Linked DNA regions of Homo sapiens: region 2 is linked to region 1. Evidence: read pairs that join two places in POLR2A ChIA-PET (ENCODE). Cell type or tissue: PC-9. All regions are shown on one strand. Links, peaks and the distances in the headings refer to the core of each region. The heading gives the core; the rest is flanking DNA. Region 1 overlaps FNBP4 (formin binding protein 4). Region 2 overlaps CELF1 (CUGBP Elav-like family member 1).

The links. ChIA-PET counts read pairs that join two places held together with the same protein. Peaks named below come from ENCODE experiments on the same cell type or tissue, not always from the same donor. Only the 100,000 strongest peaks of a DNase experiment are listed, where the experiment ranks them.
Region 2: POLR2A ChIA-PET joins it to region 1 with 18 read pairs; 2 of 35 experiments call an interaction of 5 or more read pairs at or near these places.

The regions. Positions count from the first base shown.
Region 1 is chr11:47,733,596-47,746,439 of GRCh38, reverse strand. FNBP4 (formin binding protein 4) reads left to right here. Exons shown (of 17, transcript NM_015308.5): 7 at 46-384; 8 at 2,277-2,487; 9 at 9,700-9,824; 10 at 12,311-12,415. Among named protein-coding and RNA genes, the nearest start is that of AGBL2, 25 kb to the right of the region's middle. In PC-9, for the core only: no CTCF peak of the experiment used is centred there; no DNase peak of the experiment used is centred there.
Region 2 is chr11:47,513,499-47,526,342 of GRCh38, reverse strand. The region is part of intron 1 of CELF1 (CUGBP Elav-like family member 1); the gene reads left to right. Among named protein-coding and RNA genes, the nearest start is that of CELF1, 33 kb to the left of the region's middle. RefSeq lists silencers at 1,446-1,505, 12,644-12,783. In PC-9, for the core only: no CTCF peak of the experiment used is centred there; no DNase peak of the experiment used is centred there; H3K27ac peaks cover 3,951 bases.

The DNA.
Region 1 (12,844 bases), core at 3,075-11,074:
TTTGTTTCAGAATTAAATGAGACTAAATTATTTTGTTCTTTATAGGAAGTAAATGAAGGAATTCAGGCTCTCTCAAATAGTGAGGAGGAGAAGAAAGGGGTGGCAGCATCGCTGCTTGCTCCTTTATTGCCTGAGGGAATAAAAGAAGAAGAAGAGAGATGGAGAAGAAAAGTAATTTGTAAAGAGGAGCCAGTTTCAGAAGTAAAAGAAACAAGTACAACAGTAGAAGAAGCAACAACAATAGTAAAGCCACAGGAAATTATGTTGGACAATATAGAAGACCCTTCTCAGGAGGATCTTTGCAGTGTTGTCCAATCTGGAGAAAGTGAGGAGGAAGAGGAACAAGATACCCTTGAACTGGAGCTAGTTTTGGAAAGGAAAAAAGTAAGCTTTTGAAAGTTACTTGTAGAATGTTTTTTCCTCAGTACTACTCTACAGGGATCATTGTGCTTGACTTACAACCATTATTGGGATTTTGTTTTTCTTATCCCATCATCTAGGTATGTTGAAGCTTATGCAGCAAAAACTTTAAACTACAGAGGTGTAGGTTTTTTGGTCCTTGATGATACTTTTGGTAGTTATCGGGGGAACTCACCCCCAATATTTCAACCTAGGTTCTTTCTATTTTCCATAAGTGTCGGCCAGCTGAGAAATAGAAAGAGTATAATGAGAGGAATTTTACAGCTGGGCCGCCGGGGGTGACATCACATATCGGTAGGACTATGATGCCCACCCGAGCCTCAAACCAGCAAGTTTTTTATTAAGGGTTTCAAAAGGGGAGGAGGTGTAAGAACAGGGAGTAGATCATGTGCTTCAAAGGGCAAAAAGGTACTGATAAGGGTCTATGTTCAGCGGTGCACATGTTGTCTTGATAAACATCTTAAACAACAGAAAACAGGGTTCAAGAGCAGAGAATCAGTCTGACCACAGACTTACCAGGGCCGGGTTTTTCCCCACCCTAATAAGCCTGAGGGTACTTCAGGAGACCAGGGCGTATCTCAGTCCTTATCTCAACCGCATAGGACAGACATTCCCAGAGCGGCAGTTTATAGACCTACCCCCAGGAATGCATTCCTTCCCCAGGATATTAATATTAATATTCCTTGCTAGGAAAAGAATTTAGCGATATCTTCCCTACTTGCATGTCCATTTATGGGCTCTATGCAAGAAGAAAAATATGGCTCTTTTTGCCTGACCCTGCAGGCAGTGAGACCTTATGGTTTTCTTCCCTTGTTCCCTAAAAATCACTGTTACTCTGTTCTTTTTCAAGGTGCACTGATTTCATACTGTTCAAACACGTTTTACAATCAATTTGTACAGTTAACACAATTATCACAGTGGTCCTGAGGTGATGTACATCCTCAGCTTACTAAGATAACAGGATTAAGAGATTAAAGTAAGAAAGGCATAAGAAATTGTAAAAGTGTTATTTGGGAATTGATAAATGTCCATATTAAAATGAAATCTTCACAATTTATGTTCCTCTGCCATGGCTTCAGCTGGTCCTTCCATTCAGGATCCCTGACTTCCCACAACAGGTAGTTGATAATCAATAAAGAGACTTGACATTACTCAGACTTATACAAATGGGTACCAGAAAAAAACCAGAAAGAATGAATAAGACCTACTATTTGATAGCACAGTAGGGTGACTAGTCAATAATAACTGTATATTATAAAATAACTTTAAAGAATGAAGTTGGATTATTTGTAACTCAAAGGATAAATGCTTGAGGGGATGGTTATCCCATTCTCCATGATGTGCTTATTTCACATTGCATACCTGTGTCAAAACATCTCATGTATCCCATAAATATATACACTTACTATGTACCCACAAAAAAATGGGCAAAATTAAAAAATAAAAATAGAGTGAGTAGGCCGAGTGCAGTGGCTCATGCCTGTAATCCCAGGACTTTGGGAGGCTGAGCAGGAGATCACTTGAGCCCAGAAGTTGAGACCAATGTGAGCAACATACCCAGATATCATCTCTTACTAGAAAAAAAAAGTATGATGACATGTGCCTGTAGTTCCAGCTACTTGGAAGGGTGAGGTGGGAGGATTGCTTGAGCTCAGAAGGTTGTAGCTACAGCGAGCCATGATCATGCCACTGCACTCCAACCTGGGCAACAGAGGGAGAGCCTGTCTCCAAAAAAAAAAAAGTGCTTTCTGTTCTCAAAGAATTTAAATTTCAACAACATAGTCTTGTTTATTATTCTGATTATACATATTAATAAGCAGTTAATGACACTAACTTAATTGTCATGTTCTTTGTAGGCAGAGTTGCGAGCCTTGGAGGAAGGAGATGGTAGTGTGTCAGGGTCTAGTCCACGTTCTGATATCAGCCAGCCAGCATCTCAAGATGGAATGCGTAGGCTTATGTCTAAAAGAGGAAAATGGAAGATGTTTGTTCGAGCTACCAGTCCAGAATCTACCAGTAGGAGTTCTAGTAAAACTGGACGAGATACTCCAGAAAATGGAGAAACTGGTAATTTGTGCTTCACATTAAACTTCAGAGTTGAAAGATATAGAGGGGAAGGAAACTCTTGTCTTTTTTTGTTTCCTCTTCAACAAAACAGGAGATTGTACTTTTACTCTTTGGGAGAAGTGCTGGGAAGGAAGCTTCCATCCACCTCTCTACCTTTTCCAGATCTTTTTCTAGTAGAGGAGTAAGAGCCTGAGAGGCTGACACCCACTGGATGGTGGTGTATTCAGAGTCCAGTCCCATTTCTTCTCTCTGTCTACGTTGCCCAGCCTCTGTGTGGGTGGGTAGAGAGTTTGATTGTGTCATGAGGACCCAAGTTGTCTTCATTCAGGTAATAAGGACCTTATCATTCATTCATGGTAAGGTCGAAGAGCTCCTGCTGCATTTTTTAATCTATTTTCAGAGATCCCTGGATGAAGCTAATATTTTAATCTCCATTTGGCCCTAATTATTTTTTTTTCTTTTCCTTTTTGAGACGGAGGTCTCACTCTGTCACCCAGGCTGGAGTACAAAGGCATGATCTTGGCTCACTGCAACCTCCGCCTCCCAGATTCAAGCAATTCTCTTACCTCAGCCTCCCGAGTAGCTGGGATTATAGGTGCCTGCCACCGCGCCTGGCTATTTTTTGTATTTTTAGTAGAGACGGAGTTTCGCCATGTTGGCCAGGCTGATCTCGAACTCCTGATCTCAGTTGATCCGCCCGCCTCCCAAAGTGCTGGGATTACAGGCGTGAGCCACCGCTTTCAGCTGTGGCCCTAATTCTGTAGTGGAAAGTCAGCAGTAAGATAAGGACGCCAAACCTTAGTTGAGTACACCTAGAAGAAAATACTTTTATGGATCGTGGTTCAAAAACAGCCCAGTGCTGCTTCACAGGAAACTGAGGCAGAAGGATCCCTGGACCCTAGGAGTTCCAGGCTAGCTGGGCAACATAGCAAGACCCTTGTTTCTTGATAAAAGAAAAAAAAGAAACAAAGAACCAAACAAAAAAAAAACAACAATACAGGTGTTAAATAAAGAAAGACATCCTTGTTTGAATTTTTTCTTTTCTTTTTATTTATATTTTTTGAGACGGAGTTTCACTCTTGTTGCCCAGGCTGGAGTGCAATGGTGCAGTCTTGGCTCACTGCAACCTGTGCCTCCTGGGTTCAAGTGATTCTGCTGCCTCAGCCTCCTGAGTAGCTGGGATTACAGGCGCCCGTCACCACGCCCAGCTAATTTTTTGTATTTTTCAGTAGAGATGGGGTTTCACCATGTTGGCAAGGCTGGTCTCGAACTCCTGACCTCAGGTGACCTGCCCACCTTAGCCTTGCAAGGTGCTGGGATTACAGGCATGAGCCAGCACCCCTAGCCTGAATTTTTTCTTTTCAGTTGGCAGTTCGAAATAACATAAAGGAAAATTCTGTAAATCCTCTTTATCTTTTCATTATTCTCATTCCCTACCCCGTGGTCCTTTTTTTTTTTTTTTTTTTTTTTTTTTTGAGACGGAGTCTTGCTCTGTCCCCCAGCCTGGAGTGCAGTGGTACGATCTCTGCTCACTGGAACCTCCACCTCCCGGGGTCAAGCAATTCTCTGCCTCAGCCTCCTGAGTAGCTGGGATTACAGGCGCCTGCTACCATGCCCAGCTAGTTTTTGTGTTGTTAGTGGAAATGGGATTTCACCATGTTGGCCAGGCTGGTCTCAAACATCTGATCTTAGGTGATCTGCCCACCTTGGCCTCCCAAAGCAGTGGGAGTACAGGCATGTAATCCCAGCTGTGCCCAGCTATTTTCTCTGTCCTTTATAAACATATATCCTTCCAGACCATGTTCTTTATATACGTTTACAGTTAGGTATGTATGAGTGTGTTTATGTGTATATATGTAAATTTTACCATATATGAGAGCATATAGATTATTAGGCAACATACAGTTTTCACTTAACAACGTGCCTTAAAAATTATTGTTCATTGGTTAAAACTGAGTGGTGTAGATGTGCGTATTTAACTCTGCCCACTGTTGATGGACATTTAAATTGTGTCCATGTTTCACTAAAAAAAATTGCTGCATTTGTGCTATGAAAAAAAACCCTATAGAGCACTCAAATGTCCATTAGAGGTATCATAGATAAATTGTGGTGCATTCTTTATTTTTTTATTTTTTTTTGAGACGGAGTCTTACTCTGTCGCCCAGGCTGGAGTGCAGTGGATGATCTTAGCTCACTGCAACCTCCACCCTCCGAGTTCAAGCGATTCCCCGGCCTCAGCCGCCCGAGTAGCTGGGATTACAGGCGCCTGCCACTGCGCCTGACTAATTTTTGTATTTTTAGTAGAGATGGGGTTTCACCATCTTGGCCAGGCTGTTCTTGAACTCCTGACCTTGTGATCCACCCGCCTCAGCCTCCCAAAGTGCTGGGATTACAGGCGTGAGCCACTGCGACCAGCCCTGTGGTATATTCTTAGAAAGGAATACTAAGCAGCAGTGACAAAGTGAACATACCATAGTTATGTGCATCAATGTGGCTTAATCATAGAAACAATAATATTTACTTTCGGAGGGCAAAGCGGAAAGATCATTTGAGGCCAGGAGTCAAGACCAGCCTGGACAATATAGCAAGACACTGTCTCTAAAATGTTTTTTAAAAATTAGCCAGTGTGGTGGCACACGGATATAATCCCAGCTACTCAGGATGTTGAGGGAGGAAGATAGCTTGAGCCCAGGAGTTCGAGGCTGCAGTGAGCTATGATTACACCACTACAGTCCATCCTGAGTGACAGAGCAAGACCCTGCCTCAAAAGAAAAAGAAAAACAGACTGGCGCACGGTGGCTCACGCCTGTAATCCCAGCACTTTGGGAGGCCATGGTGGGTGGATCACCTGAGGTCAGGAGTTCGAGACCAGCCTGGCCAACATGGTGAGACCCCGTCTCTACCAAAACTGCAAAATAGGCTGGGCGTGGCGGCTACTTGGGAGACTGAGGTAGGAGAATCTCTTGAACTGGGGAGGTGGAGGTTGTGGTGAGCTGAGATGGCACCACTGCACTCCAGCCTGGGCAATAGAATGAGACTCCATCACACACACAAAAAAAATGTGGCTGGGTGCAGTGGCTCATGCCTGTAATCCCAGCACTTTGGGAGGCCGTGGCAGGTGGATCACGAGGTCAGGAGATCGAGACCATCTTGGCCAACATGGTGAAACCCCGTCTCTACTAAAAATACAAAATTATCTGCACCTGGTGGTGCTCGCCTGTAATCCCAGCTACTTGGGAGACTGAGGCAGGAAATCACCTGAACCCAGGAGGCGGAAGTTGGAGTGAGCCGAGTTTGTGCCACTGCACTTCAGCCTAAGCGACAGAGTGAGACTGTCTCGGGGAAAAAAAAAACAAATACATATGTATGTTGTGCTTAAAGATCTGTCCATGAGGAAGCTAAAGGAACATAATGACTGGCACCATGAGGGTAGAGGTCATATCTGGTGTGGCTGTGATGGCAGAGAAACCTGGGAAGACTCAATATTAACATGTTAATATTTTGATATTTTAATAAGCCATGTTATATTTACTTTTTTTTTGAGACGGGGTCTCACTCTGTCACCCAGGCTGGACTGCAGTGTCACGATCGTGGCTCACTGCAACTTCCACCTCCCGGGTACAAGCAGTTCTATCTCAGCCTCCCGAGTAGCTGGGATTACAGGCGCACGCCACCTTGCGCAGCTAATTTTTGTATTTTTAGTACAGACAGGGTTTTATCATGTTGGCCAGGCTAATCTCGAACTCCCGACCTCAGGTGATCCGCCCGTCTCTGCCTCCCAAAGTGCTTGGATTACAGGCGTGAGACACTGCGCCTGACCAATTTACTTGAATTTTTGTTTCTTTTAAGAGAGAGGATGTTGGCCTGGCTCACGCCTATAATCCAAGCACTTTGGGAGACCGAGACAGACGGATCACCCGAGATTGAGAGTTCGAGACCAGCCTGACCAACGTGGAGAAACCCTGTCTCTACTAAACAAACAAACAAACAAACAAAAATACATAAAACTAGCCGGGCGTGGTGGCGCATGCCTGTAATCCCAGCTACTCGGGAGGCTGAGGCAGGAGAATCGCTTGAACCTGGGAGATGGAGGTTGTGGTGAGCCAACATCGCACCATTGCACTCCAGGCTGGGCAACAAGAGCAAAACTCCCATCTCAAAAGAAAAAGGAGACAGATTTTACTCTGTCATCCAGGCCGAATATAGTTGACATAATCATAATGCAGCTTTGAATTCATGGGCTCAATTGATGCTCCTGCCTCGCTCCCCCAAAGTGCTGGAATTATAGGCTTGTGCCACCTCACTGAGCTAATTTTATTCTTTATATTATATGCATTTGTTAACCTGTTTCACAATAAATAATACTGTGGTAACATCCTGATGAATATATTTTATGTACATTCTAGTTTCACAGCAGTAAAGATTCCTAGTGGTATATTGCCAGGTCAAAGGGGTGTGTGCATTCTAATTTAATAGAGCCTGTGTACTTGCCCTCCAAAACATTCTAGTCTTTAACTCTAGCCATCCTTAAAATTGTTAAATTCTTGGACCTGCCACCAGATAGAAGACTTTTAATATATAATGGCATTAAAAATTAATAAATGGGATTAGTGGGAAGATTTTGTTTCAGACAATTTGATAATAAAGAGGGAATATTAACGATCAGGTAAAAGGAGAGCCAGGCTATTATATTATAAGGTTAAGGACTTAATAAAAAGTTTTAGGCCGGATGCAATAGCTCAGCTTTAATCCCAGCATTCTGGGAGGCTGAGGCATGGGGATTACTTGAGTTCAGGAGTTCGAGACCAAACTGGGCAACATAGTGAGACTTTGTCTCTACTAAAAAACAAAAAATGAGGCTGGAGGAGGTCAAGACTGCAATAAGCTGTGATCATACCACTATACTCCCACCTGGGCAACAGAGTAAGACCGTGCCTCAAAAAAAAAAAGCCAGGCGCCGTGCCTCACATCTGTAATCCCAGCGGTTTGGGAGGCTGAGGTGGACAAATCACTTGAGGCCAGGAGTTTGAAACCAGCCAGGCCAACATGGCAAAACCCTGTCTCTACTAAAAAAAAAAAAAAAAAAAAAAAAAAAAAAAAAAAAATTACCTGGGCATGGTGGCAAACACCTGAAGCCCCAGCTACTTGGAAGGCTGAGGCAGGAGAATTGCTTGAACCCAGGAGGTTGAGATTGCAATGAGCCGAGATAGCTCCACTGTTCTCCAGCCTGGGCGACAAAGATTCCATCTCAAAAAAAAAAGTTTAAAATATTAAAAGCTATTTAAAGTTACATTTTTACTTTTAATCCTGAAGATGAAGGATTACCCAAAGTCACGGTTTTCACATTTGAGGTATTTTTGGCTTTTTAAAAAATTATGATGATTTTTTAGACGGAGTTTTGCTCTTGTTGCCCAGACTGGACTGCAATGGTGCAATCTCGGCTCACTGCAACCTCCACCTCCCAGGTTCAAGCGATTCTCCTGCCTCGGCCCCCTGAGTAGCTGGGATTACAGGCGCCCAGCACCACACCCAGCTAATTTTTTGTATTTTTAGTAGAGGCAGGGTTTCACCGTGTTGGCCAGGCTGGTCTTGAACTGACCTCAGGTGATCCACCTTCCTCGGCCTCCCAAAGTGCTGGGATTACAGGCGTGAGGCACCATGCCCGGCCATTTTTGGCTTTTTAACTGGCAGTCATTCAGACTGTGTGAATTAGTTTGAGTATGCAGGTGTTGGAAAGCAAAGATAAAAGAGTTCATATTGTGTGCTCCGTTTTAAGTTGGTAGACCTCTTCTCTTTTGGAGATTCCCATTACCAATAGCACCAACTAAGTAGGTGGATTCAATATAGATGTCTGTAGGTCTTCACCAGTTCAGGAAGGAAGTTACCAGATGGTTTGAAAATAATGATGCATGCCGGGCGTGGTGGCTAACGCCTGTAATGCCAGCACTTTGAGAGGCCTAGCCGGGCGGATCACCAGTCAGGAGTTCGAGACTAGCCTGATTAACATGGTGAAACCCCATCTCTACTAAAAATACAAAAGTAGCCAGGCTTGGTGGCACATGCCTGTAATCCCAGTTACTTGGGAGGCTGAGGTAGGAGAATCACTTGAACCTGGGAGGTAAAGGTTGCAATGAGCTAAGATCACGCCACTGTACTCCAGCCTGGGCAACAAGAGCGAAACTCCATCTCAGAAAAAAAAAAAATTATGATGCAGCCTGGGTGCAGTGGCTTACACCTATAATCCCAGCACATTGGGAGGCTGAGGCAGGCAGATTGCGTGAGTCCAGGAGTTTGAGACCAGCCTGGGCAACATGGTGAAACCCCATCTCTACTAAAAATACAAAAACTAGCTGAACACGGTGGCACCTGCCTGTAGTCCCAGCTACTTGGGAGGCTGAGGTGGGAGGATCCGTTGAGCCTAGGAGGTTGAGGCTGCAGTGAGCCGAGATCATGCCACTGCACTCCAGCCTGGGCGACAGAATGAGACCCTGTCTCTAAAAAATAATAATGCTAATAATGTTGCTCTTTTGAGCACCTTCCCCTGCAACTTGTTAAAGAATTCTTACATACTCAGGTTTGCTGTCTAGCTATTATAAGTAATTGAAGCAGTGGTATTCTGGAAGAGAAGATTAGAAAAGATGTTAAGGAGAAGGGGAAAGCAGAAACTTAAGGGTAATTTGATAGGCTAAAGTAAATTTTACTTATAGATGTATTTTAAGAAAGTTGATTATAAAGGATTTTTATTTTATTTATTTATTTTTTGAGATGGAGTCTCACTCTGTCACCCAGGCTGGAGTACAGTGGCGCAATCTCGGCTCACTGCAACCTCCGCCTCTCGGGTTCAAGCATATCTCCTGCCTCAGTTGGGACTACAGGCACATGCCACCATGCGTGGCTAATTTTTTGTATTTTTAGTAGAGACGGTTCTACTGTGTTAGCCAAGATGGTCTCGATCTCCTGACCTCGTGATCTTTTCACCTCCAAATGCCAAAGTGGTGGGATTACAGGCATGAGCCACTGTGCCCGGCCCTGAATTGTTTTTGGGTTATATAGACAGTAGGCTGACATGTTTGAAGAGTTTTAACAAGTAAGTAAAACAGGCAAGAGAGAAAGAACTAATAATCTTTTGCAGATATCTGCTATGGGGGAAAAGGTATATAGTGTTCTATAAGTATTGGTACTTTGGTTTAATTTTACATGTTTTTTTTACAGCAATTGGTGCTGAAAATTCAGAAAAAATAGATGAGAATTCAGATAAAGAGATGGAAGTAGAAGAATCTCCAGAGAAAATAAAAGTACAGACAACACCAAAAGTAGAAGAAGAACAGGATTTGAAAGTATGTATATTACTTAATGCAACTTGACAAATTTTTATTATTATTATCATTATTTTGAGACGGAGTCTTGCTCTGTCACCCAGGCTGGAGTGCAGTGGCACGATCTCAGCTCACTGCAACCTCTGCCTGCCTCCTGGGTTCAAGCCATTCTCCTGCTTCAGCCTCCCCAGTAGCTGGGATTACAGGCACGCACCTCAACTCCCAGCTAATTTTTGTATTTTTAGTAGAAACGGGGTTTCACCATGTTGGCCAGGCCGGTCTCGAACTCCTGGCGTTCATGATTCCCCCACCTTGGCCTCCCAAAGTGCTGGGATTACAGGCGTCAGCCACTGCGCCCGGCCCGCCAAATTTTTTTTTTTTTTCTTTTTTTTTCCCAAGAGAGAGTGTTGCTCTGCCATCCAGGCTGGAGTGCCGTGGCCCGATCTTGGCTCACTGCAACCTCTGCCTCCCACGTTCAAGCACTTCTCCTGCCTCAGCCTCCCAAGTAGCTGAGATTACAGGCACCCACCACTACGCCTGGCAAGTGTTTTTTTTTTGTGAGTCGGAGTCTCGCTCTGTTTCCCAGGCTGGAGTGCAGTGGCATGATCTCGGCTCACTGCAAGCTCCGCCTCCTGGGTTCACACCATTCTCCTGCCTCAGCCTCCCGAGTAGCTGGGACTACAGGTGCCCGCCACCACGCCTGGCTAATTTTTTTATTTTTAGTAGAGATGGGGTTTCACCGTGTTAACCAGGATGGTCTCGATCTCCTGACCTCGTGATACACCTGCCTCGGCCTCCCAAAGTGCTGGGATTACAGGCATGAGCCACCGCACCGGGCCCCATTTTTTTTTAATGCCATTTATTAAACTGCTTTCTGTTAACAAGTAGTAAAAATAATCTTTACTGTTTCCAAACCTAAATTGTTTACTTGGTTAGGTGAAAAGATCATATTTAAGTCTGAAATAATTAAGGCTGACTTGATACTGAGAAATTATCTAAAATTCTAACTGCTCAATTGCTTTCTTCAAATTAAGCCTCTTGTTTGAGAAGCAGTAGCTTATAGGCTTCTCTAGTTTGGGAGAAAAGTCACAGATTTAATTCCTGTGTGAAATACTTGTCTTTACACAAAGGCAAATTTAGTTTGAATTGCATTTCTAACCTAATCTCATGGGAGAGTTAGACCAAATAAGTATTAGCTATTTAAGGGTGGTCTGTTGGAAAAACCACTTAACATATTCTTTTGACTTGAAAGAGTATCCAGTTACTAGTTAGGGAACAACCAAGTAGAAGGGACTGGAATAATTAATTTTGTTTCAGGCTTCAGCAGGTGGCTAATATAAGCAATTAATGGATAAATGGCAATTTGACAATATTGGTATTTATATCATTCAGGATCTATTTTTTCCAGCTTTGTTGAGCTGTAGTTGACTATACATATATCTTGCATGTACTATGTCATAATTTGTTATATGTATATATTATGATATGATTATCACAAACCAGGTAAAGTAACTTACATATCACGTTACCTTGGAGAGTTGTCTTGTGTTTGTATGTGGGGATGATACATCAGATCTATACTCTTAACAAATTTCAGGTATTGTTAACTGTAGTCACCATGCTGTGCTTTAGATTTCCTTTTTTTTTGGGGGGGGGGGTGTTGGGGTGATGGAGTCTTGCTCTGTCACCAGGCTGGATTGCAGTGGCACAATCTTGGCTCACTGCAACCTCCACCTCCCAGGTTCAAGCAATTCTTCTGCCTCAGCCTCCCGAGTAGCTGGGACTACAGGTGTGCACCACCATCCTCACCTAATTTTTGTATTTTTAGTAGAGGTGGGGTTTCACGATGTTGGCGAGGATGGTCTCTATCTATTGACCTTGTGATCCACCTGCCTCAGCCTCCCAAAGTGCTGGGATTACAGGTGTGAGCCACCACACCCAGCCCCAAAATTTATTTTATAACTGAAAGTTTGTATTCTTTGACCAACATCTCCCCATATTCCCCTGTCTCCAGCCCCTAGCAACCACCATTCTAATTCTACTCTTTGAGTTTAGCTTTTCAATATTGGGATCCATTTGCAACTATTGAATTCCATGTTGTATTAGAATGCATTATGATGGGCTGGGCACAGTGGCTCACATCTGTAATCTCAGCACTTTGGGAGACTAAGGCAGGAGGCTGACTTGAGACCAGGAGTTCAGGAGCATCCTGGGCAATAGCAAGACCTTTGTCTGAAACAAAATAATTGTTTTGAATAATTTTTAAAATGCATTGTGATTATGTAGATATGCATTTGATTCCTGTCATTATTTGTCACTTTGTTATGTGTATTATGTTACTATAAATTAGAATTTTATATTCTGGATAACTAAATACAGCTGTTTGGGGAAGGCTGTTTATAGGCAGACCCATATTTCTAATATCTATAAGAATAAATGAAGGATTGTACATAATACAGAAAATGTTACGGATTCTAGTTTTACTTTTTTTCTTTTTTGCATTGTAGTTTCAGATTGGAGAACTGGCAAATACCCTGACAAGTAAATTCGAGTTTCTAGGCATTAATAGACAATCCATCTCCAACTTTCATGTGCTGCTCTTACAGACTGAGGTAAGTCTTTTTTTTTTTTTTTTTGGCATAAACAGTTAAGTGTTTGAATGAAATGCTGTATGTGTTAACGATTCTGTCTTGCTTACATTTTAAGCCTAAATTTAAATTTTTAACCTTGAAGAATATTTGAGCCGACAATCCAGGAAATAAAACTGTGTTAACCAAAGCACAGTAAATAGACTTTTTTCTCACAAATTAAAATTATATTATCATGGTCAGATGAGGCCATGTAATGTTGAAGGTACTTTGTAAGTGTTAAAGCATTATAAGTCTGTTTAAAGAGAAAAGTTGAGTCCTATTTGTAACCTGCATACTTTACAAAATGGCAGGGCAGGATTAGGTAAGGAGCTCCTGTAGGAAGCTGACTGATTTTCTTAAGAACTGAACCCTTGGCCAGGCACGGTGGCTCACACCTGTAATCCCAGCACT
Region 2 (12,844 bases), core at 2,726-10,725, 220 kb after region 1:
GTGCCTTCTTTTTTTCTTCCTTGAGACAGAGTTTTGCTCTTGTTACCTAAGCTGGAGTGCAATGGCACAATCTTGGCTCACGGCAACCTCCGCTTCCCAGGTTCAAGCGATTCTCCTGCCTCAGCCACCCCCACACCTGGCATGCACCACCACACCTGGCTAATTTTGTATTTTTAGTAAAGACGGGGTTTCTCCCTGTTGGTCAGGCTGGTCTCGAACTCCGGACCTGAGGTGATCTGCCCACCTTGGCCTCCCAAAGTGCTGGGATTACAGACGTGAGCTACCACTCCTGGTGCGCAGGTGCCCTTAATGAGAGTTCTGGTAGGTGGGATAAGCAAGAAAGTCTAGGTCTGTCTGTTCTCAGTCTCTCTTCTCTCTTTTCTTTCTTCCTTTTTTTTTTTTGTTTGTTTTTTTGTTTGTTTGTGGATAGAGACGGGTTCTCGCCACATTGCCCAGGCTGGTCTCAAACTCCTGGGCTCAAGTGGTCCACCCACCTTGGCCTACCAAAGTGCTGAGATTATACATGTGAGCTATCAAGGCCAGCCTCTCTTCTCTTAATGTGTATAGCATTTATAGTTTGTACCCCACGCTTTAGTGCAGTAGTCATGTACTGTCTGCCTTTATTATTAATATCTCATGTTAATCTCATCTAGGAATTAGATTGGAGGTCACTGATACTATGGTTTTGATTTGTGCTGTAGCCCCTATGATACCGAATAAATACATAACCAGGCTGGGCTTGGTGGCTCATGCCAGTAATCCCAGCCCTTTGGCAAGCCGAAGTGAGTGGATCACTTGTACCTAGGAGTTTGAGACCCGCCTGGGCAGCATGGTGAAACCCCATCTCTATAAGGGGGGAATAAAATTACATAGGTGGTATGCACTAAGTACTTCAGTAAGGGCTGAAGAATAGAATCATTTGAGCCAATCAGCCATGCATTTCTTATTGTTGGAAAATTCACTCTGGTCAGCAATTAAGCTTTTCACATACTTCACATTGAAGTGAATCTAAATGAATTGTTCTAAGTAAAATAATTTTTGGAACACAAATATTTGGCTTCTGGTTATATAAGCCATCATCCTCAGACATAGATTTTAAAAATTATATTAGAGTTTATTTTAACTTGTATCAACCATAAAATAAAAAAGAGCTCAAAACATACACAGTTGGAATGAGACCTTCATTCTGAAAGCAGCAAGGAACTAGTGAAAGTTAACATTGTTCACTCGAATGGAGAATAACCTTTTTTTGCATGTTAAATTTTAGGATTTAAATGATAAATTGAGCCTCACCACTACTGCTGATCTGGGAAGAATCTGACCTAGTAAAGGTTTTCAAATGTCTTTTCCATTTCCCGTGGCTGAGGGATTCTTGGTGTCAGTGACTGAAATTATTTGGAAGTTCCTTGACTGAAATAGAATATCTCAAACCTTATTTCAAGTACCAGCCTGTGTGTTTCTGTTTTTTGTCTGGAGCATGTGAACAGAATGCATGTGTGTGAGATAATTGGGCTTTCACTAATGGCCCCCTTTCAGCAACCATGTATGGGTAAAGCTGTTCAGTTCCCTGCTCCTCCCTCTCTGAGCACGGAGCAGAATCTGTTCTGCTGAAGCTGCTGTTCCACTTTTTAGCTTGCTATATTTGTACAGCAACAGCAGGAGCAGCCCACTAGCTAGGCCGTGTGGCCACCCTTTGGCACCCGCACCGGCTCAGACCTGCTCAGGACTCAGCCAGGGCACACAGTTTGTGTTCTTACGTGCATCCATCTGTCTGTCTGTGTGCGTCTCTGTGGAGGACTGAGGTTTTCAAGTGAAAGAGGTGACTCGTTTGTCTTTGTTGTTTTGCTGTGTTCAGGTTTGTCAATTGTAAATTGTAGAGAATGCTTCAGGTTGTTAGGGATGGGGTGAGGAGACAAGATTTGTATTTAACAAAATACCGTCTTGGCGAGAGGGTACCAAACAGGGAAATGTGATGTCAGAAATGGTCTTTGGGTTCCCTTAGAAACATACCTTGTTGAAGTGGTAGTGTTTTTTTTTTCCTCTTTGTTTTGTTACAGGTCACAAAGATCAGCTCTTGGGGTGGTATTGAATTCCTTTCCTGGCACTCAAATTTTTTGACATAAAATTTGAGTATAAAAAGATGAGGCACCTCCACCCCTTTAAGAAATGATTTAGTGCACATCTTGAAAGAGTGCAGTAGGGGTTAAGTGTGTTGACTTCGCTGTCTGCCAGGAAAGGAACTGTGGGGAATGCCCTGTTGCTTTGGGCCCCACAGCAACCTATGCTGTTTGCGCTGTTTGAGTGCTTTGTAAAGTTTGGCCTTACAGAGGCCTTGTAATGCCTTTTGGTGTCATGTCTGTTTAAGGAATAGCAGAAGACATGACATGTAGACAAATTTCAGGTTATTTTCAGAAGATACTGGGTTTGTTACTGTATTTTAAAAGGATACTTTCTTGGTTTGTTATGAGATATTCTAATTAAACAGTGATGAATTCTTACTCCTGGTCAGTGTAAGTCTAAATTCAAGTTTGTTGCTTTGTTTTACAGTTTCCTTTCACTCCCCTCCCCCATCCCCTCATGAGTCATAAGCATGCAGTGTTGGGAATAGAACTTGTCAGCTGAGTGGGGATGAGACAGTTCTCTGCCCATACTATTTGTAACTGTAGTCAATGAGGAGAGGAAAGGACGTTATTAAATGCTGGAGAAACACCTTGATTGAGGCAGCTTCTTCTGTGGCTGTGTGGTATGGATGCAGAGTTCTGTGTGACTATACACTGATGTATTCTGGCTCTGAATCACTTAGGGATCTCTTCTGCACCTTGTGCATTGTAGGTTTTGGATGCTTATTTGTTTAGGGTCTAGGACCTGGTGCTTAGCCTCTCCTGGATCCTGTATATTTACTGACTTTCCAAATTCTTTTGAGTGTGGCATTATATCTGCTTCATCTTCTCTTTCTTGGCTATTCTTAGTGCCCTTCTCATTTTACTGTCCTAATGTTTTCCCATTTATACTATGAATCATTGTGCACCCTATGTAGAGCCTGTCATTGGAGATTAAAATCAGTGGCAGCTCTTTGATTTTACAGCTCAGCCTCAGTAAGTGACACTCTGATTAGCACACCTATATTCTAGCTTTCTTTTTGTTCTTGGCCTTTTTTAAAATTTATAACTTCCCTGGTCTCATTTTATTAGTTTATATTTTTCCAGTGTGTCCATTTTGAAAGCTTCATGAAAGAAATTTTTTTTTTGGTTTGATGGAAGGAATGAATAAATGTTTATACATAAATAAGTGTTCTCAGAACAAGTGGTTTGGTAATCCATAATGAAGATATACTGGACTCTAACAGGCCCAGTTGGAGGTGCAAGATCTGTCAGCCTATTGCTGCCAGAATTCTTACCTATTCACTTCCCCCTCCTGCTAGGAAATATTTTGGAATAATCTCAGGTACCCAATTTTTTTTTTAAATAAATGAAGCCTATTTTATTACTTCAAGTTTGCTTTTTTTTTTTTTTTTCTGGAGATGGAGTCTCGCTCTGTTGCCCAGGCTGGAGTGCAGTGGCACGAACTCAGCTCACTGCAGCCTCCACCTCCCAGGTTCAAGCAATTCTCCTGCCTCAGCCTCTGAGTAGCTGCGACTACAAGCGCATGCCACCACACCTGGCTAATTTTTGTATTTTAGTAGAGATGGGGTTTCACCACGTTGGCCAGGCTGGTCTCGAACTCCTGACCTCAGGTGATCCACCCACCTTGGCCTCCCAAAGTGCTGGGATTACAGGCCTGAGCCACTGTGCCTGGCGTTTTGTTGTTGTTGTTGTTGTTGTTTTAGACAGAATCTTGCTCTGTCACCAAGGCTGGAGTGCAATGGCACAATCTCAGCTCACTGCAACCTCTGCCTCCCGGGTTCTCCTGACTCAGCCTCCGTAGTAGTAGCTGGGACTTCAGACGCCCACCACCATGCCCAGCTAATTTTTGTATTTTTAGTAGAGATGGGGTTTCACCATGTTGGCCAGGCTGGTCTCCAACTCCTGATCTCGGGTGATCCACCTGCCTTGGCCTCCCAAAGTGCTGGGGTTACAGGCTTGAGCCACCATGCCCGGCCTACTTCAAGTGTTAATGATAAAAAAAATTTCAGCTGGGCAAGGTGGCTCACACCTGTAATCCTAGCACTTTGGGAGGCCGAGGCAGGCAGATCACCTGAGGTCGGGAGTTCAAGACCAGCCTGACCAACATGGAGAAACCCCGTGTCTACTAAAAATACAAAAAAATCAGCCAGGCTTGGTGGCACATGCCAGTAATCCCAGCTACTCGGGAGGCTGAGGCCGGAGAATCTCTCGAATCCGGGAGATGGAGGTTGTGATGAGCTGAGATCATGCCATTGCACTCCAGCCTGGGCAACAAGAGCAAAACCCGTGTCAAAAAAAAAAAAAAATCAGCATAGCTGTTGCATTTTAAAAAGTGAAACTACACACTATGTTTCTAGCTCAGTAAACAGATGAACCTGTTGTCTTTGAGTAACATAACCATTGAGCGTTGTACAGTACATCTTAAGATCAGGTACTTTATTTTGAAGAGATAGAATCATCATGTAACAGGCTGAAATTTTTTGGGACTCATTCTTTTCCACCATAAACACCAAGCTTGGTGCCCAGAATAATAATAGTAGCAAATGTTTATTGAGCACTTTCTATGTGTCAGGCACTATTCTAAATGCTTTACATGTATAAATTTAATTCTAACAAATATCCTGTAAGGTAGATACTGTTTGTGTAACCATTTTGTGCATGAAGAAACAGAGGTATTTATGAAGAAGTTAAACAATTTCCCCAGTTACCTGGCTAGTAAGCAGCAAAACTGGGATTAGAAAGCAGTGGTATGACTCTAGAGTCTAGGTATAGGGTACATTGTGGGTTTGTAGTAAATATTTGTCTATTTTATTAGCACACTTTGTTATTTGAGATTATTAAATTATGAATCAGTCTAACCCATTTTCATTTTAGAATTTCCTTATGAAAATAACTATATGATTTTGGTTTTGCAGATCACCATCAACTGTACTAGTTCATTTATTTTTTATTTTATTTTTTATTTTTGGAGACGGAGTCTCTCTCAGTCGCCCAGGCTGGAGTGCAGTGGCACGACGTCGGCTCACTGCAAACTCCGCCTCCCAGGTTCACGCCATTCTCCTGCCTCAGCCTCCGGAGTAGCTGGGACTACAGGCGCCCGCCACTATGCCCGGCTAATTTTTTTGTATTTTTAGTAGAGATGGGGTTTCACTGTATTAGCCAGGATGGACTCGATCTCCTAACTTCGTGATCCGCCCATCTTGGCCTCCCAGAGTGCTGGGATTACAGGCGTGAGCCACCACGCCCGGCCCTCTAGTTCATTTATTGGTGGTAAAGAACAGCAAGCCAAGTAACAAGTTTGTGAAACATCTCTAAAATTACTAGTTTATCTCCACTAGTACCAGACTATTTACTGAAGATATTGAAAGCAGAATTAATTTTAGCCTTTTTTGGGTCGGGGGGGAGCGCAGGAAGAGATTGGTTCTCACTGACCCAGGCTGGAGGGCAGTGGCACAATCTTGGCTCACCACAACCTCTGCTCCCAGGGTCAAGTGATCCTCCCACCTCAGCCTCCTGAGTGGCTGGGACCACAGGCACATGCCGCCATGCCCAGTTAATTTTTTTGTATTTTTTGGGTAGAGGTAGGGTTTTGCCATGTTGCCCAGGCTGGTCTTGAACTCCTGAGCTCAAGTGATCTGCCCACCTCGGCTTCCCAAAGTGCTGGGATTACAGGCATGAGCCACAGTGCCTGGCCTGCTTCTTTACCTCGTTCCTGCACCACACATCTTCCGGAGATGCCCTTACAAGGGGAGCATGGGAAGGTAGAACCAGCAAGTTTTGCCATATCCATAAACTTATAATCTGTGTGAGAGTGACAGGAAAACACAGAGAAGTCTGTTCAAAAGAAATGATGATGAAGGAATTATTAGTAGGCCATGTAATTCAGTGGAGGGTAGCAAAAAATGTATTGTATCATGGACAGTGTGATGAAATAGCACAAAAATTTGATTTAGACAGGGAAATAAGAATCAGCTCTCCTGAGATTTTTTAAGTCTTTCACATTTATGGTAACATTTTCCCTTAGATAGATGCTCTCCCATGTTTCTTGTTTCTAGTGCAAGTCGTATTTTCTGAACAAGACCATTAACTCCTTAAGGACAGGGATTGTGCCTTTTTTTTTGGTATCCTCTTTAGTTCTGGGTATATAGTAGATGTTTTCTAAAAATGTAGTTGCTTTTTTGATTGATAGATCTCCTGGCTTTTTTTTTTAAGAGCTTGTTTTTGTAAAAATGAAATCAAAGCACTGACAAGTTAAATTTTGTGGAACAGTTGAGTTTTTTTAGGAGTGATTTGAAGGATGTGACAGATGATTTAAGTGGGTATTTAAATGTGAGAAGCACTCCTTTTTTTTTTTTTTGAGACGGAGTCTGGCTCCGTCGCCCAGGCTGGAATGCAGTGGCACGATCTCAGCTCACTAAAAGCTGCGCCTCCTGGGTTCATGCCATTCTCCTGCCTCAGCCTCCCGAGTAGCGGGGACTACAGGCGCCCACGACCACGCCCAGCTAATTTTTATTTTCAGTAGGGGTTTCACCGTGTTAGCCAGGATGGTCTCGATCTCCTGACCTTGTGATCCACCCGCCTTGGCCTCCCAAAGTGCAAGTGCTGGGATTATAGGCGTGAGCCACCACGCCCGGCGAGAAGCACCTTTAGGAGCACAATTGCAGAGTGATGAAAGCATGATAATTGAAGTACCTTATTTATTTATTTATTTATTTATTTATTTATTTATTTATTTATTTAGAGATGGAGTCTCGCTCTGTCACACAGGCTGGAGTGCAGTGGTGTGATCTCAGCTCACTGCAACCTGTGCCTCCCTGTTCAAGTGATTCTTCTGCCCCAGCCTCCCAAGTAACTGGGATTACAGGTTCCCGCCTCCACGCCGGGCTAATTTGTTTGTATTTGTAGTAGAGATGGGGTTTCACCCCGTTGGCCAGGCTGGTCTCGAACTCTGACCTCAAGTGATCCACCTGCCTCGGCCTCCCAAAATGCTGGGATTACAGGCCAGCCAAAGTAACTTTTTTTAAAAAGTGATAATAGAATAGAATAGAATTTGTCTTAGGGCTGTGCGTCCTTTAGGGTGAATCAAGCTTTGCTGAACATGTTCCCTGATTGGCTGAAGCAGAGGTACAAAATTTGCATTTTCTGGCCTATAACCTAACTGTCTCAGGAAGTGTCTCTACAGAAGTAGTTTCTGGTTTCTCTAGTTTTATAGAATTAAGAATTTAAGAACAGAAAGAAAATAAAGTTTCCTGCTTTTCAACAGAACAGGGCAAAGCTCCTGAAACAAGACCATATGGAAGCATCCCGCATGAGTGCCCGTGTGTTTGATGGTGAGGTTGGGGCAGATGGTAAAGGCAGGGTTCTTGGCTGCTTGGTCAAGGATTTTGGAGATGATAGAAGTTAGGTGGCTAGTGCTAAGGAAAGACTGTTGTATGTTGTGTGTATTGGGCCTGTCTGCCTAAGAGGTGGAGCAGCCTCACAGAGAGGAAGGAAATTGATGTGTTTGGTAGGGTAGAGGTGGTAAGATAAGAAAAGAGGCAGGGGAGATGCAGAGTTGGAATGATAAAGCTTGCAATTGCATCTAAACCTGCCCCTGAGATAAGGGAGAGAGAGACAAGATATTACAGTGTGAGAAATAAGATTCCAGTTCCCTGGTGTCTTCTGTTCTCTAGAGCCTTCAAGTAAGATACTGCAGGGACTGTAGGGTTTTTCTGTTTAAACTTGAAGCTCTTTTGATTCCTTTTTGAGATACAAGCCAAAAGCTGTATTTATAGAACTTGTTTTGACATATTATCTCACCCTGTCCCTTGCCTTCTTTACTGGAATCCAGCTAATGTTGCACTTTGCCTTGGCAGGAAAGGTTGATTGAAGAAAATGTATAGCTATACAGCTGAGTGATTGAAATAGCTTCAGACTTTGTAAATAGGCCATACATGATGAGGTCCCAGCTGCATGAACGTTATTTGAGTTGCTGGGGTCATTTAAAATGGTGTGATGTAATTATGATATACTGCTGGATCACCTGGACAATGGCAGTTTCCACACAGAAGTTTCAGGCAAAGCAGGAAAAAAATACAAAACCAAAATGCTGTTTTGGAAAAGAGTATGAGTTGAGGTTTTTCTTTACTTTGTGCTTTATAGTTCCACGAGTTTTCCTTTTTTTAAGTGGTAGGAATGGACTTATGGGTTGCAGGGGGAAGTGGACAAGGGGATACGGTGTCTGCAGGCTAGGTTGCCATGCTCCAAAAGCTCAAGTTTTCTTTAAAAAAATTTTCAGTAGGCCGGGCACAGTGGCTCGTGCCTGTAATCCTAGCACTTCAGGTCGATCACCTAAGGTCAGGAGTTCGAGACCAGCTTGGCCAACATGGTGAAACCCCATCTCTACTAAAAATACAAAAAAGTAGCTGGGTTTGGTGGCAGGTGCCTGTAATCCCAGCTGCTCGGGAGGCTGAGGCAGTAGAATTGCTTGAACCCGGGAGGCGGAGGTTGCAGTGAGCCAATATTGCGCCATTGTACTCTAGCCTGGGCAACAAGAGCATAACTTCGTCTCAAAAAAAAAAAAATTTCTGTAGAATAGGTAACGTGTTCACATGTAAACAATTCAACCACTGTTCCACCTCTACAACTACTGTTAGCAGTTATTTCTTTATCCATCCAGAGATACTCTGTTCATATACAAGCCATGTGTAATTCCTTTCTTATTATATGAATACGTCTTGATCAGTTAGCTGCCTTATTTTCTTTAATAGCTACATAGTGTTCTGTTGTATGGTTATACTGTATTTAATAGCCTTCAATTAATGGGCATATGTTTTCAGGTTTTGCTGATGTAAACAATGTTCTTATGAATGCCCCTTTGCATACTTTGTATACATCAGATACAAGATTATTTGTAAACTATATTTCTAGAACTGGGATTGCTGAATTCAAAGGGCATGTCTTTTTTTTTTTTTTTTTTTCTCTGTTTGTTTTTTTAGACAGGCTCTCTCTCAGTTGTCCAGGCTGGAGTGCAGTGGCATGATCACAGTTCACTGCAGCCCGACCTCCTGGGCTCAAGTGATTCTCCCGCCTCAGCTTCCCAAGTAACTGGGACTACAGGCACGTGCCACCACACCCAGCTAATTTTTGAATTTTTTTGTAGAGATAAGTCTCACTATATTGCCTGGGCTGGTCTGGAACTTGTGGGCTCAAGCAGTCCTCCCAAAGTGCTGAGATTATAAGTGTGAGCCACTGTGCTCAGCTCAGTTTTCAATATTGATGAGATACTATCCCTTTTTATATTTTGCAAGTGATATTATCCATTGAAAAATACTAGTGAGCTGGGCGTGGTGGCTCATGTCTGTAATCCCAGCACTTGGGGACACTGAGGCAAGTGGATCACCTGAGGTCAGGAGTTCAAAACCAGCCTGGCCAACATGATGAAACCTTGTCTCTACTAAAAAAATATAAAAATTAGCCAGGCTTGGTGGCTTGGGCCTGTAGTCCCAGCTACTGGGGAGGCTGAGGCAGGAAAATTGCTTACAACTGGGAGGCAGAGATTGCAGTGAGCCAAGATCATGCCACTGCACTCCAGCCTAGGCGACAGAGCGAGACTCTGTCTCAAACAAAAAAAAAAAAAGAGAATATTATTAATGGAGATGGGGAGGCCTAATAATTGCAATGTCAGTCAAGCAATTACCCTAAAGAGTTGCTAGAATAAACATAGGATCTGCAATACCCGGAAGATTTAAGAAACCCTCTTGAGATGAGCTTAATTATCAGCTGTAGCAACCATTATTGCTATTATTGTTGGAGAAGAGGCAGGTTGCCTAGAGGAGGTGGAAGCAGCTGCTCGCCTTCCTTTTAAACTAAATTCGGGGGAATTTGGTGATACTAGCTAAATCTGCAAGTCATCTCTATTTTACTTTCAGTGTATTAGAGCATTACTTTCACTCACTTATTATGATCTTGACCAATTCAAAAAACATTTGTGGTCCATGGGCCATTCAGTCCTTTTCTCTCTCTCTTTTTATTTTTATTTTTTATTTTGAGACAGAGTCTTGCTCTGTCACCCAGGCTGGAGTGCAGTGACATGATTTCAGTTCACCTCCTGGGTTCAAGCAATTCTTCCTGCCGTAGCCTCCCAAGTAGCTGGGATTACAGGCGCCTGCCACCATGCCCAGCTAATTTTTGTATTTTTAGTAGAGATAGGGTTTCACCATGTTGAACCCGGGAGGCAGAGGTTGCAGGGAGCCAAGATTGCACCACTACCCTCTAGCCTGGGTGACAGAGCAAGACTCTATCTAAAAAAAAATAAATAAGTAAATAATAAAGAGAGGCAAAGTAATATTTTGAGTTTCCCAATAAAAGGCATTTTACAAGCTGCCTTATTTTACCAAATACAGCACTGTGACTCAAGAAAGTCCAAGTCCCAGTGGTTGGTTGTGGAACCCAGGTCTCTTAATCCCTTATCTTCCCTTTAGTTCCTTCATCTGAAAAATGGGAATGAAAATGCTGAAGAATCTCCTTTGAGCACTCAGAAAAATAATTATAGTCCTTTCCAAAGGTTATGTGTTATAATGACTCCGCAAGAGACATCAAGATTATAAGGTGATTTTAAAAGTCGCTCTGACAGGGCTTGAGAAAAAAATTAGTCACATTCTGCCTACATGGTACTAACATATGGTGCAGCCCTGATGAGCTGCACAAGTGGGCTGAAATCAAAATGCAGTTGGAAAGAGGAGCAGTAGTGACTCACTAGATAAGACAGATTTGGCCTCATGGCAGGGCAGTGAAACTAAGAAGGAACTGTGGTCTTAGAACATGCCAGATTTGAGCAAGTGATCATGAATATTATGGAAAGGTTGAATGACTGAGCCTTTGGGTTTGAATTAGGTACTTTGTCTGGTGTCACAGTCCTTGGAGCGAGCACCCTCCCTCGGTGGGTTCAGAGCTCCCACTCCCTCCACCTCCCTCACTTCTGTGTATTACTTCTGTGTATCATTCCCTGTGCCTTTGAAGGTAGAAGCCACCAGGCAAATACTTAACACTGGTGTGCCTGGAACATTGGGTTCAAACTGCAATGATAGGTAGAAGCGTTAGTAATTCTGCCCAGAGAAAGCTGTGCATTAGCTTAGCTACCATATGTAAATTGCTACTGCTGCATCCAGCAATTTGTTGTCCATTGTTGACAGTACTGCCATGGTAAAGAAACAGGAACTATAGAAAGAATTAGATTCCTCCTCCCACCTCCCAGCTCTCACCACAGTAGGAAGCTGTTTGGGGAGCAGAGAGGAAATACGGGGGATTTGAGAGTTACACCCAGTGTGTGGGCATTTGGGGAGGAAATAGGAAAAGAGATTTTTTAAATTATTTTATTTTTTGAAACAAGGTCTTGCTCTGTCAGCCAGACTGGAGTGCAGTGGCACGATCATGGCTCACTGCAGCCTCAAATTTCTGGACTCAAGCAATCTTCCTACCTCAGCATCCAAATTAGGGCTACAGGCGTGCACTGCCATGCCTGTCTGATTTTTTTTTTTTTTTTTTTTGTAGAGATAGGGTCTTGCTATGTTGCCGAGGCTGGTCTCAAACTCCTGGGTGCTAGAGATGTTCCTGCCTTGGCCTCCCAAAGTGCTGGGATTACAGGCATGAGCCATCATGCCTGGCCAAAAAGAGATTTTTAAAAATGTTTTTTGCATGCTCTGTTTGCCTCATCTGAGTGCCTCTAAAATAGGGTGTCTCTCAGGTGAGACGACCTCTGGTTTAGGTGCTTATATACTCATGGAAAGATCATATAACTAAATGGGAGGTGAGCTAGATTAGGGAGGTAGTTCTATTTATTGGTTGTGAATATGCAAGGATGCTATTGGCAGAGTCAAGCTTTAGGCCATTTGTGGCTCTGATCCTTTAATAATGGCTGCTTACGAGAAAATGTTTATCATTGTTAGGTGCAAAAAAGTAGGTTGTGCAGTATTATACTTAGTATAATATTGAATTTGAAAATTCTGTGTATTTGAGGCCAGACATGGTGGCTCATGCCTGTAATCCCAGTACTTTGGGAGGCCAAGGTGAGCCCATCACTTGAGGTCAGGAGTTCCAGCCTGGCCAACATGTCGAAACCCTGTCTGTACTAAAAAATACAAAAATTAGCTGGGTGTGGTGGTGCACGCCTGTAGTCCCAGCTACTTGGGAGGCTGAGGCAGGAGAATTGCTTGAACCCGGGAGGCAGAGGCTGCAGTGAGCTGAGATCATGCCACTGCACTCCAGCCTGGACAACAGAACAAGACTCCATCTGGGGGGAAAAAAAAAAGGAAAATTTTGTGTATTTGAGTGTTTGTACATTTTATTGTATGCATGGAAGAAATCCTGGTAGAAGATAAACCAAAATATGGTTGTAAGTATAATTAATTAAAGTTGGGGAAATGGAAAAATTAAAACAGGAAGGAATACTTATGAAATATTTTGTTTAAAAAAAAAAAAAGAGGGTGGCCGGGCGCAGTGGCTCACGCCTGTAATCCTAGCACTTTGGGAGGCCGAGGTGGGCGGATCACGAGGTCAGGAGATCGAGACCATCCTGGCTAACATGGTGAAACCCCATCTCTACTAAAAATACAAAAAATTAGGCGTGGTGGCGGGTGCCTGTAGTCCCAGCTACTCGGAAGGCTGAGGCAGGAGAATGGCATGCACCCGAGAGGCGGAGCTTGCAGTGAGCTGAGATCACGCCACTGCACTCCAGCCTGGGT